2 separate regions of the Homo sapiens genome follow, and region 2 is linked to region 1. Evidence: chromatin contacts called from ENCODE Hi-C data. All regions are on one chromosome and are shown on one strand. Each heading gives the region's core, a stretch centred on a gene start or an enhancer-like site at or near the end of the contact. The rest is flanking DNA. Distances are from core to core; before and after follow the strand shown. Region 1 holds the start of TRPM2-AS (TRPM2 antisense RNA). Region 2 holds the start of KRTAP10-11 (keratin associated protein 10-11).

Region 1 (4,702 bases), core at 2,056-4,555:
CCTCGCCCACAGGGCAGGGCTGGAGCTTTGGGGGTCAAGGACAAGCTCTGTCTGCAAATCTAGACAGTTCCTGCATCTCACGGTGGTGGAATCACGCGGGTCCGAGAAGGCTCCAGTAACCACCCTCGCATGTTTGCAAGGCTGTCTGGGAAAACATGGCAGGTGCGGTTAAGCGGCTTTTGTGGGATTAAGCAAAATGAAATGTGGGTGAAAGGAGATGCCCAGGCCTGGAGCGAAATCACTTTCTTCCCTCTCCCTAGATAACTGTTTAAAGTGGGTCATATCCCCAGAAAGTTTCTGTGTTACTAAAATAGTTGCTCAGTGTATTATAAGAATATCACTTGCAGTGGGCGCTGTGGATGAAAGGAAGTGAGGGAGCCCAGGGGACAGCGGATGAGAGCTGGAGACTCGGGTTTGCCCACAGAGTTATTTTAACCATAAACACAGCAGGCCGAGGCTGGGCGAAGCAAAATAAGACAGAAACCAAACATTTCCAGAATAATAGCGCCGCTCTACAACCCCACAAAATAAGACAGAAGCCAAATACTCCCAGAAAAACAGCGCTGCTCCACAACCCCCACAAAATACGACAGACACCAAACATCCTTAGAACAGCAGCACTGCTCCACGACCCCCACAAAATAAGACAGAAACCAAACATTTCCAGAATAATAGCGCCGCTCTACAACCCCACAAAATAAGACAGAAGCCAAATACTCCCAGAAAAACAGCGCTGCTCCACAACCCCCACAAAATACGACAGACACCAAACATCCTTAGAACAGCAGCACTGCTCCACGACCCCCACAAAATAAGACAGAAACCAAACATTTCCAGAATAATAGCGCCGCTCTACAACCCCACAAAATAAGACAGAAGCCAAATAACTCCCAGAAAAACAGCACTGCTCCACAACCCCCACAAAATACGACAGACACCAAACATCCTTAGAACAGCAGCACTGCTCCACGACCCCCACAAAATAAGACAAAAACCAAATATTCCCCAAGCAACAGTGCCGCGCCACATCACCCCCAAAACAAAACCAACCTCTGCTGTGCCCAGAGGAAGTTTCATTGTTTGTGACCTGTCACCTGGCCCTCCCTCAGTTCACTCACCTCCCCCTCTCTCCTGGGACCGACAGGCTGCCAGAGCTTGCCATGTGAGCCTCGGCTGTCCGTCTGCTGAGACATCTTCCCCTCTGGGGCCCTGGGCAGTTTGGTTCTATGGGAGAAATGCATGTTAGAAATAGTTTCATATTAAGAGGAAGCAAAGGCTGACACAGGGCCTTGGTGGCTGCATCTGGCAGGGCTGTCTGCAGAGCGGTGTGGCGTTCCCAGGGCCCCAAGGTGTGGTGTGCGTCCAGCTCAGCTGCTTCCTCTTTCAGGGTTGACGCCATGGTGGACCTGCTGGACCTGGACCCACTGAAGAGGTCGGGCTCCATGGAGCAGAGGTTGGCCTCCCTGGAGGAGCAGGTGGGTCCGAGGTCGGGGCCTCCGTCAGGAGGTGCCACTGCTGGGCCTGGTGGGCGGCTCTGCCATGTGGTGGCACCAAGAAGGAGGGCTCTGAGGAGTGATGGTGAGGAGGAGGCCGGAACGTTGGGGCAGCCATTCCCAGCTGGAAGAGGCACCCTGTGTGTCCTCCAGAAAACCCCGCCCAAGGGTTTCTGTGACTGAGTTCCTTCTGTGTGCACTGAGGCCTCCACGGCCGGGCTGTGCTCCTCGCTGCTCCCAGGAAACAGAGTGCTTCTCCCCTCCCGGCCTCCAGGGAGGCTGTGGGACTCTGTGCCTGAGCCCTGGAGAGGCCGCAAGACCGAGGTGGGGAGGACTTAGAGACGGCCTCTCAGGGTCTGCTCCCACCACCCCATCAACGTCCACCAGCTGGGCCGGGCTGTGCTGTCCAACAACAGCACCTGCGGCCACGGCAGCCCCTGCGGGCAGTGCTGAGCCCTGTGGATGGCTCAGCCACCCTGTGCTGCTGCTCCCAGCCTTGCTCTGTGGGGCAGGGCTGGGACCTGTGCTGCTGGGGCATCCACCATCCACCAGTCCTGCCCGTTGCACCCAGGGGTCTGCCCAGGCCGCCCTCTACCCCTGTCTTGGCCATGCTGGGACCCCTGACAGGGTGCCCAGCACTGAGCCACACGAGTGAGACATGTCCCACTGTCCCCTGTGGGAGGCGCATCAGCCTCTGGGGAGGCTCCTCCTGGGAGGTGCAGGAACCCTGGAAGCCTCTGGCTTTGGCGGCCTGTGACCTCTCCCTGTGGTGCAGAATTGCCTGACTGTGCCTTCATGCTGGCTCCATCCTCTGGCTTGTCCAGTGCAGTGACAGTCCCACTGTTGTGTCTCTTGGGGAGGCTGCACCATCAGATGTGTGACTTGGCAGCCCCCGGGGGGAGCCGGGTGGGCCTGGGGCAGCGTTCTGGCTGGCTTGGTGGCTGCCTGGGGAGGACGTGGTGTCTCACTTTCAAAGGGCGCAGGGGCTGAGTGACAGGGGTGGGGCTCCTGGCTGGGGGAGTGAAGTCTCGGTGGGCAGTGGGGTGTGTACCATGCGTGTGGGTGGCAGGTGCTCACTGTGTCTCGGGCCATGCCTTCCAGGTGGCCCAGACAGCCCAAGCCCTGCACTGGATCGTGAGGACGCTGCGGGCCAGCGGCTTCAGCTCGGAGGCGGACGTCCCCACTCTGGGTGAGTGGGTGGCCAGGCCAGCAGCTGGTCTCCAGCCGCCTGTTTCTTTTGGGTCTGGGGTCAGTTGGGAGGAGAGGCAGCTGGGGGTGGGGGGCTCTGTCCAGGAGGAAGGCACTGGCTGCAGCCTGTTCCAGGCAGGGCCAGCGCCCTCAGGAACTCAGCCCACCCACCGACGCTGGCGCCGAGGCCCCGCCCAATCCCTGACCTGACCTGGTTCCTGGACGTCCACGGGGAGGCCTGGCCTGCTGTGCCCTGAGCTCCCCACATACCGCACTGCAGAGTGGGGGTGCGAGGCGGGCGGCTGCAGACTGTGTCTGAACCTGGTCACGTAGGCTGAGTGACGAGAAGCAAAGTCTGTTTTCCTAAATTCGCAGCCGGCTATGAAATGCACATCAGTAGCCTTCCTCGGGCTGCTGAGTTTCGCCGGCCCTCAAGGAGCATATTTGCCCTCGTAACCGCACTGCGAGTTCAGCTCATTGCCGAGGGCCCTGACTGCCGCTGCACAAAGAGGCAGGTGCCGGCGGGGACGCTGCCTGAGCTCCCGTGGCTGTCCTCCCTGGGGGCCCTGCCCACTTCAGAGCTGGTGTTCGACCTGCATGGCCATTTGGGCTCGGGGAGGTGGAGGAGCCCAGATGTTTTGGCGGAAGGACCACAGAGGAAGTCCTTGTCCTGCGGGCGGGCACCTGAGCCCGGGCTCCGCCTTGCGTCACGTCTTCCTGACTGTCCCCAGCCTCCCAGAAGGCCGCGGAGGAGCCGGATGCTGAGCCGGGAGGCAGGAAGAAGACGGAGGAGCCGGGCGACAGCTACCACGTGAATGCCCGGCACCTCCTCTACCCCAACTGCCCTGTCACGCGCTTCCCCGTGCCCAACGAGAAGGTGCCCTGGGAGGTGAGCGCCTGCCCAAGCCCAACCAGGCGGAGTGGCCGGGCCCCTGGGGAGGGGAGGGCGGCCCTGTCCCCATCCATCTGGTATTAATCCTGGCTCCCAGCCACTGCAGCCACAGGGGGATCTGTGCGTCTGGCAGCCCCTGTTTGACATTTGAGGAAACCGAGGCACAGAGAAGTCAAGTCACAGGGGCCTCACAGCTGGAGGTGGTGGAGGGGCCTGAGGGGGGCACACTGATCCCCACAGAGCTCGAGGCTTAGGCTCCTCCCATGACCATCCCAGGGCCCAGCCCCCCGGCCCCATTCCCCCAGGTCATGCCCTGGTCCTAGACCCCACCCACCCCGGTGAATGGCTCTGGCCCCTTTCCAGGTGCCAGGCATGGAAGAGAGACAGAGACACAGAGACAGAGAGATGGCTAATGGCCCCTGGGAGACCCCCGCCCTCCTGGTGCAGGGCTTCTCTCTGGCCTATCCAGAACATTCCAGGCTGCTGCTTCCGCTGCCTCCCCTTGGTCTCTACCACATAGAATCCTCCTTGCCTCTAGGGTCCAGCTTAGCCCCCTGCCCCACTCTGGGAAGACCCCCAAGGCCCCCAAGTCACGGCCACCTGCCCTTCAGCTGGCCCCAGGGTGGGGGTCCCTGATCCCAGCCCCCGGCCCTGCCCAGCCCCCAGCTCTGCCTGGCACCCGGATCTGCCCAGCTTGGAGCTTCTGCCCTGCATGTTGGGATGTTGGGGTCGGGTTCAGACCCAGCTGAGCAGCCCTTTCACCCTGGTGCCTGGCCCAGCTTTGCAGTGGGGGTAAAAATCTGAGGGAAAACTCCCTGTTTTGCGACAGACGGAGTTCCTGATCTATGACCCACCCTTTTACACGGCAGAGAGGAAGGACGCGGCCGCCATGGACCCCATGGGAGAGTGAGTATGAGCCGCTGTCCGTGCTCCCAGCTGGCCCCAAACCCAGGGCCTCCTAGGGGCTCCCTTGAGAATCCCAGTCAGAGCCCAGCCCGGGGAGGTCCAGGTGAGCAGGAGGGGCCCGTGGGGGCCTGAAGGGGCCCAGCTCCTACTGTTGTGTACACCCAGCCTGCAGCTACTCGGCTGGGCCCTTGGTGGGGGGGTGATCCCTCTGCCTGTCTGCTCT
Region 2 (4,369 bases), core at 897-3,396, 220 kb after region 1:
CTGACGTAAAAAGACTGTACGTGCACTGTGTGTGTCTGTAGTACATCCACTAATACGATGTCACCCTAGACTTCCTGGCTTTCCTATCATCTCCTGAAAGCATCACCAAGTCCTTCAGTCCCAGAAAGCGGATTAAGCACACAGATCTCACACACCTGTACTAATAATCACTGAAAGGATATTTAAAGAGTTATAAAAAATGAAATCAAAATTATCTAACAAAAACGGGAGGCTCAGCAGGGTCCTTCATATGTTTGTAGAAAAGAGAAGCAGACAGAAACAGGTTAGGGAGTAAATTGGAGCAGGACCCTAATGCACTGGAATAAAATAGTCTTTTATTCAGAAAACTGAATGAACTGCCACCAATGAGCAGACTATCTGATGTCCAAGGAAACAAGAAAAAAACATTTAAAAACTCAAAGTAACATCATCAGAGTGAATGGATAACATATTTCATTCATCACAAGATGAAATAAAAAGTCATAAAAAGAGAGACCAGGAAAGATGAAATTATTATTAAAAATGGAAAAACACTTCGGAGATAAGTCTTTATATTGAAAGGCTCAATAAGTTCTAACCACTGAAAGTAAAATAATGCATTAGCCTAGAAACAAAAGCGTGACACTTTAGAACAATAAAAAGAAACCCAAATGCTCCCAGAGAGTTAAGGAAAGAGAGAAACTAAAAAATGACAAATGACCAGTATCAGACTGTCATCGGCAACACTGGACATCACAAAAAAATGGTGACATGTGTTCATCATTTTGAGGAAAAGTAATTTAAAACCAGAATTTTATACCCAGCTAAACTATCATTATAAATGTGAGGATAAAGTTGACATATTTTCAGACAAGCAAGGAATCTTAAAATGTATGTCCTAAAATCACCATATATGAAAAAGTACTTGATCTTTCACCAAGGCAAAATGAAAATTGAAATAATCCAGAGTGCAGCTTCAAATAAAACAAAGAGCCTCTGAGGGTGGCATGGAAGAGCTGAAGAGACAAAAATAAAGCTTGGATCCACCAGCTACTGAATCTCTGAGCATTCTCCTTACAAGGTGTGAGGGATCGAAGGGAGGGCCACTTAGCTTTTTTTTTTTTTTTTGAGACAGAGTCTTGCTCTGTCACCTAGGCTGGGGTGCAATGGTGCAATCTCAGCTCACTGCAACCTCCACCTCCTGGGTTCAAGAATTCTCCTGCCTCAGCCTAAGTAGCTGGGACTACAGGCACATGCCACCATGCCTGGCTAATTTTTTGTATTTTTAGTAGAGACCGGGTTTCACCATGCTGGCCAGGCTGGTCTCAAACTCCTGACCTCGTGATCCACCCACCTCAGCCCCCCAAAGTACTGGGATTAGAGGCATGAGTCACCACGCTCAGCCAGCTTCCTCTTATCTTATCGTCTGTGCCGTTTTTATTTCATATGAAGTGTACATTTTTCTCCATGTTTATGTTTTAAGATGCTAAAAGTAATAAAATATATCTAATCAGTCCAGAAACAGGATAGGTGGAAACAGAATTGCTTCCTTTGGAGAAACGTTCATCTCTAAAACCTCAACTCAACAAAAGCTTGCTTGAAATATTTTCCGGCCGGACGCGGTGGCTCACGCCTGTAATCCCAGCACTTTGGGAGGCTGAGGCGGGTAGATCATGAGGTCAGGAGTTCAAGACCAGCCTGGCCAAGATGGTGAAACCCCGTCTCTACTAAAAATACAAAAATTACAGCGTGCCTGTAATCCCAGCTACTCGGGAGGCTGAGGTGGGAGAATCGCTTGAACCCAGGGGGCGGAGGTTGCAGTGAGCTGAGATCGCGCCACTGCACTCCAGCCTGGGTGACAGAGCAAGACTCCCTCTCAAAAAAAAAAAAAAAAAAAAAAAAAAAAAAGGAAATATTTTCCACCACATTTCTGTGGCCAAAATAAAAACTGATGAAGAAACAGAGCCCTGCGACATACATACCAGTTTAATAAGGGAAAAACAAAGAGATAAACCAGCATGAATGATGCATCTCCAGCCACCAGCTGTAAACACCAACAAGGAAGAAAAGCTTGTGGAGCCTCCTGTTGGGACAACACATGCCAGGGAGGGATTTAAAAGCCCCACAGCCCTGAGCACCTCACTCACTCACTCACACACACACTCACACACTCACTTACACCTCCCCCAGCTCACCTCCTCCCCACCCCAGCATGGCCGCGTCCACCATGTCTGTCTGCTCCAGCGCTTACTCCGACTCCTGGCAGGTGGACGACTGCCCAGAGAGCTGCTGTGAGCCCCCCTGCAGCGCCCCCAGCTGCTGCGCCCCGGCCCCCTCCCTGAGCCTGGTCTGCACCCCAGTGAGCTGTGTGTCCAGCCCCTGCTGCCAGGCGGCCTGTGAGCCCAGCGCCTGCCAATCAGGCTGCACCAGCTCCTGCACGCCGTCATGCTGCCAGCAGTCTAGCTGCCAGCCGGCTTGCTGCACCTCCTCCCCCTGCCAGCAGGCCTGCTGTGTGCCTGTCTGCTGCAAGACTGTCTGCTGCAAGCCTGTGTGCTGTGTGCCTGTCTGCTGTGGGGCTGCTTCTTCGTGCTGCCGGCAGTCTAGCTGCCAGCCAGCTTGCTGTGCCTCTTCCTCCTGCCAGCCGGCCTGCTGTGTGCCCGTCTGCTGCAAGCCTGTGTGCTGTGTGTCCACCTGCTCTGAGGATTCCTCTTCATGCTGCCAGCAGTCTAGCTGCCAGCCAGCTTGCTGCACCTCCTCCTCCTACCAGCAGGCCTGCTGCGTGCCTGTCTGCTGCAAGACTGTCTACTGCAAGCCCATCTGCTGTGTGCCTGTCTGCTCTAGGGCTTCCTCTTCACGCTGCCAGCAGCCTAGCTGCCAGCCAGCTTGCTGCACCACCTCCTGCTGCAGACCCTCCTCCTCTGTGTCCCTCCTCTGCCACCCCGTGTGCAGGTCCACCTGCTGTGTGCCCGTCTCCTCCTGCTGTGCCCCCACCTCCTCCTGCCAGTCCAGCTGCTGCCGCCCGGCCTCCTGCGTGTCCCTCCTCTGCCGCCCCGCAAGCTCCCGCCTGGCCTGCTACAGCCTCTGCTCAGGCAAGAAGTCCAGCTGCTGAGTGCTCAATCCTTGTCTCCTGCTGACTGTGTCTTTGCTGCCAAGCAGGATTCTCCAGTCTCAGGAGCCCCTGGAGTCCTCAGAATCCACCAGCTCCATCAGTAGCCACAGAGCTGCTGCCTGAAGGGGATTTTGAGCGCGTCACACTTTCCTCCCCACTGTCTGGGAAGAGACAACCCACAAATCCCTCAGCAGGTGGACTGTGGCTTTCTGGAGCCCCCTTCTCCAAATGTGTTGCTTATACCCAATGTGACAAAGAAGAACTGCTCTAATCAATAAATTCTTGAGTCAGGAAATACGGGCTGGTGTGCACTTTCTGCTCTTCCCCTGAGCCCCTCTGCCTACTCCAAATTTGGGGTGTGGGACCCACTGTCTTGTTAAAGGCAGACAGGACAGTGTCTCTCATTCCGAGATCAAACACTTGGAAGACAGCAGGCTTTGAAAGCAAATGTGATCAGCTCCACACTCTTCCTGCAGCCAAAGCCCTGCCCACAGGGGATGAGCCTCCAAGCTGAGCCAGGGAGGGGAGCAGAGCTGAGTGGGCTCGGCCTCTGGTGAGCTTTGGGCCACCCGCCCATGCCTGTCCCCTGCCAGTCCAAGCTAAAGCTGAGTCGGGAAGAAGCAGAAATCCCGTTCAGTTGGGACCTGAGAGCCCCAGGCACCGTGCTGGCCTCGTGGTGTGTGGGCCGTGGAAAAGGTGCCCACACAGAGGGCTGCCCCGAGAGTTTGAGGGCCACTCTGTGTGCTCTGAAGCACTAGCAATTTCATGGGCCCCAAGAGGGGTCCTGGAGTTACTCAGACGTCACTCATCCTACTCAGGGTTTAAGGCCTGGGTGAGGAGACACAGAGCAAAAAGACACCTTATCGATGAACCCTTAGGACAGTGGGAGAGGATGAGGCTGTAGTCTCAGTGGACCACTAGCACTGGAGAGTGAAGAGGGCACTAGTGAGACCAGTCAGGTCAGCACCTCCTCAGGAGGCTGGGAGGGCCCAGGGAAGAAGCAACAGAACAAAAACCCCAAGAGGACCTTGAACCAGAAAGTAGCTGAATTTAAACCCACGTGGACTCATAAATCTCTCAGTCTTCCAGAGTTTATTCAACCCGTGTCCGTTACTTGCTTATTCAAATATTAAGAAAAATACGGCCATCCCCATAAATAAGTGGACAAAGGCCTTCATGGACCTTTCATAGCACAAACAGTTAAAAAAAGAGGGGGAGATGTTTCCACCTCACCACTAACCAAAGGAACAGGGGAGCCTAAGGCACAGGGGAGTCGGCACA

What was found. Hi-C counts contacts between places; a loop is a spot of excess contacts on that map. Pooled maps may share reads with other maps.
Region 2: a map of upper lobe of right lung shows a loop between it and region 1 (7-fold over the local background). The contact joins the promoter of KRTAP10-11 here to the promoter of TRPM2-AS in region 1. A Hi-C loop is called at or near these places in 1 of 168 maps with a recorded cell type or tissue (upper lobe of right lung) and 1 of 50 pooled maps.

Annotation. Positions count from the first base shown.
Region 1 is chr21:44,422,258-44,426,959 of GRCh38, forward strand. TRPM2-AS (TRPM2 antisense RNA) reads right to left here and starts at 3,306. Exons shown (of 3, transcript NR_109964.1): 1 at 2,893-3,306; 2 at 1,119-1,224. TRPM2 (transient receptor potential cation channel subfamily M member 2) reads left to right here. Exons shown (of 32, transcript NM_003307.4): 23 at 1,388-1,475; 24 at 2,595-2,682; 25 at 3,413-3,570; 26 at 4,403-4,479. RefSeq lists enhancers at 1,154-1,213, 4,229-4,702.
Region 2 is chr21:44,644,268-44,648,636 of GRCh38, forward strand. It overlaps KRTAP10-11 (keratin associated protein 10-11), which reads left to right and starts at 2,147. Exons shown (of 1, transcript NM_198692.3): 1 at 2,147-3,383. The coding sequence starts at 2,192. The coding sequence ends at 3,088. The region is part of intron 1 of TSPEAR (thrombospondin type laminin G domain and EAR repeats); the gene reads right to left. RefSeq lists an enhancer at 2,822-3,686.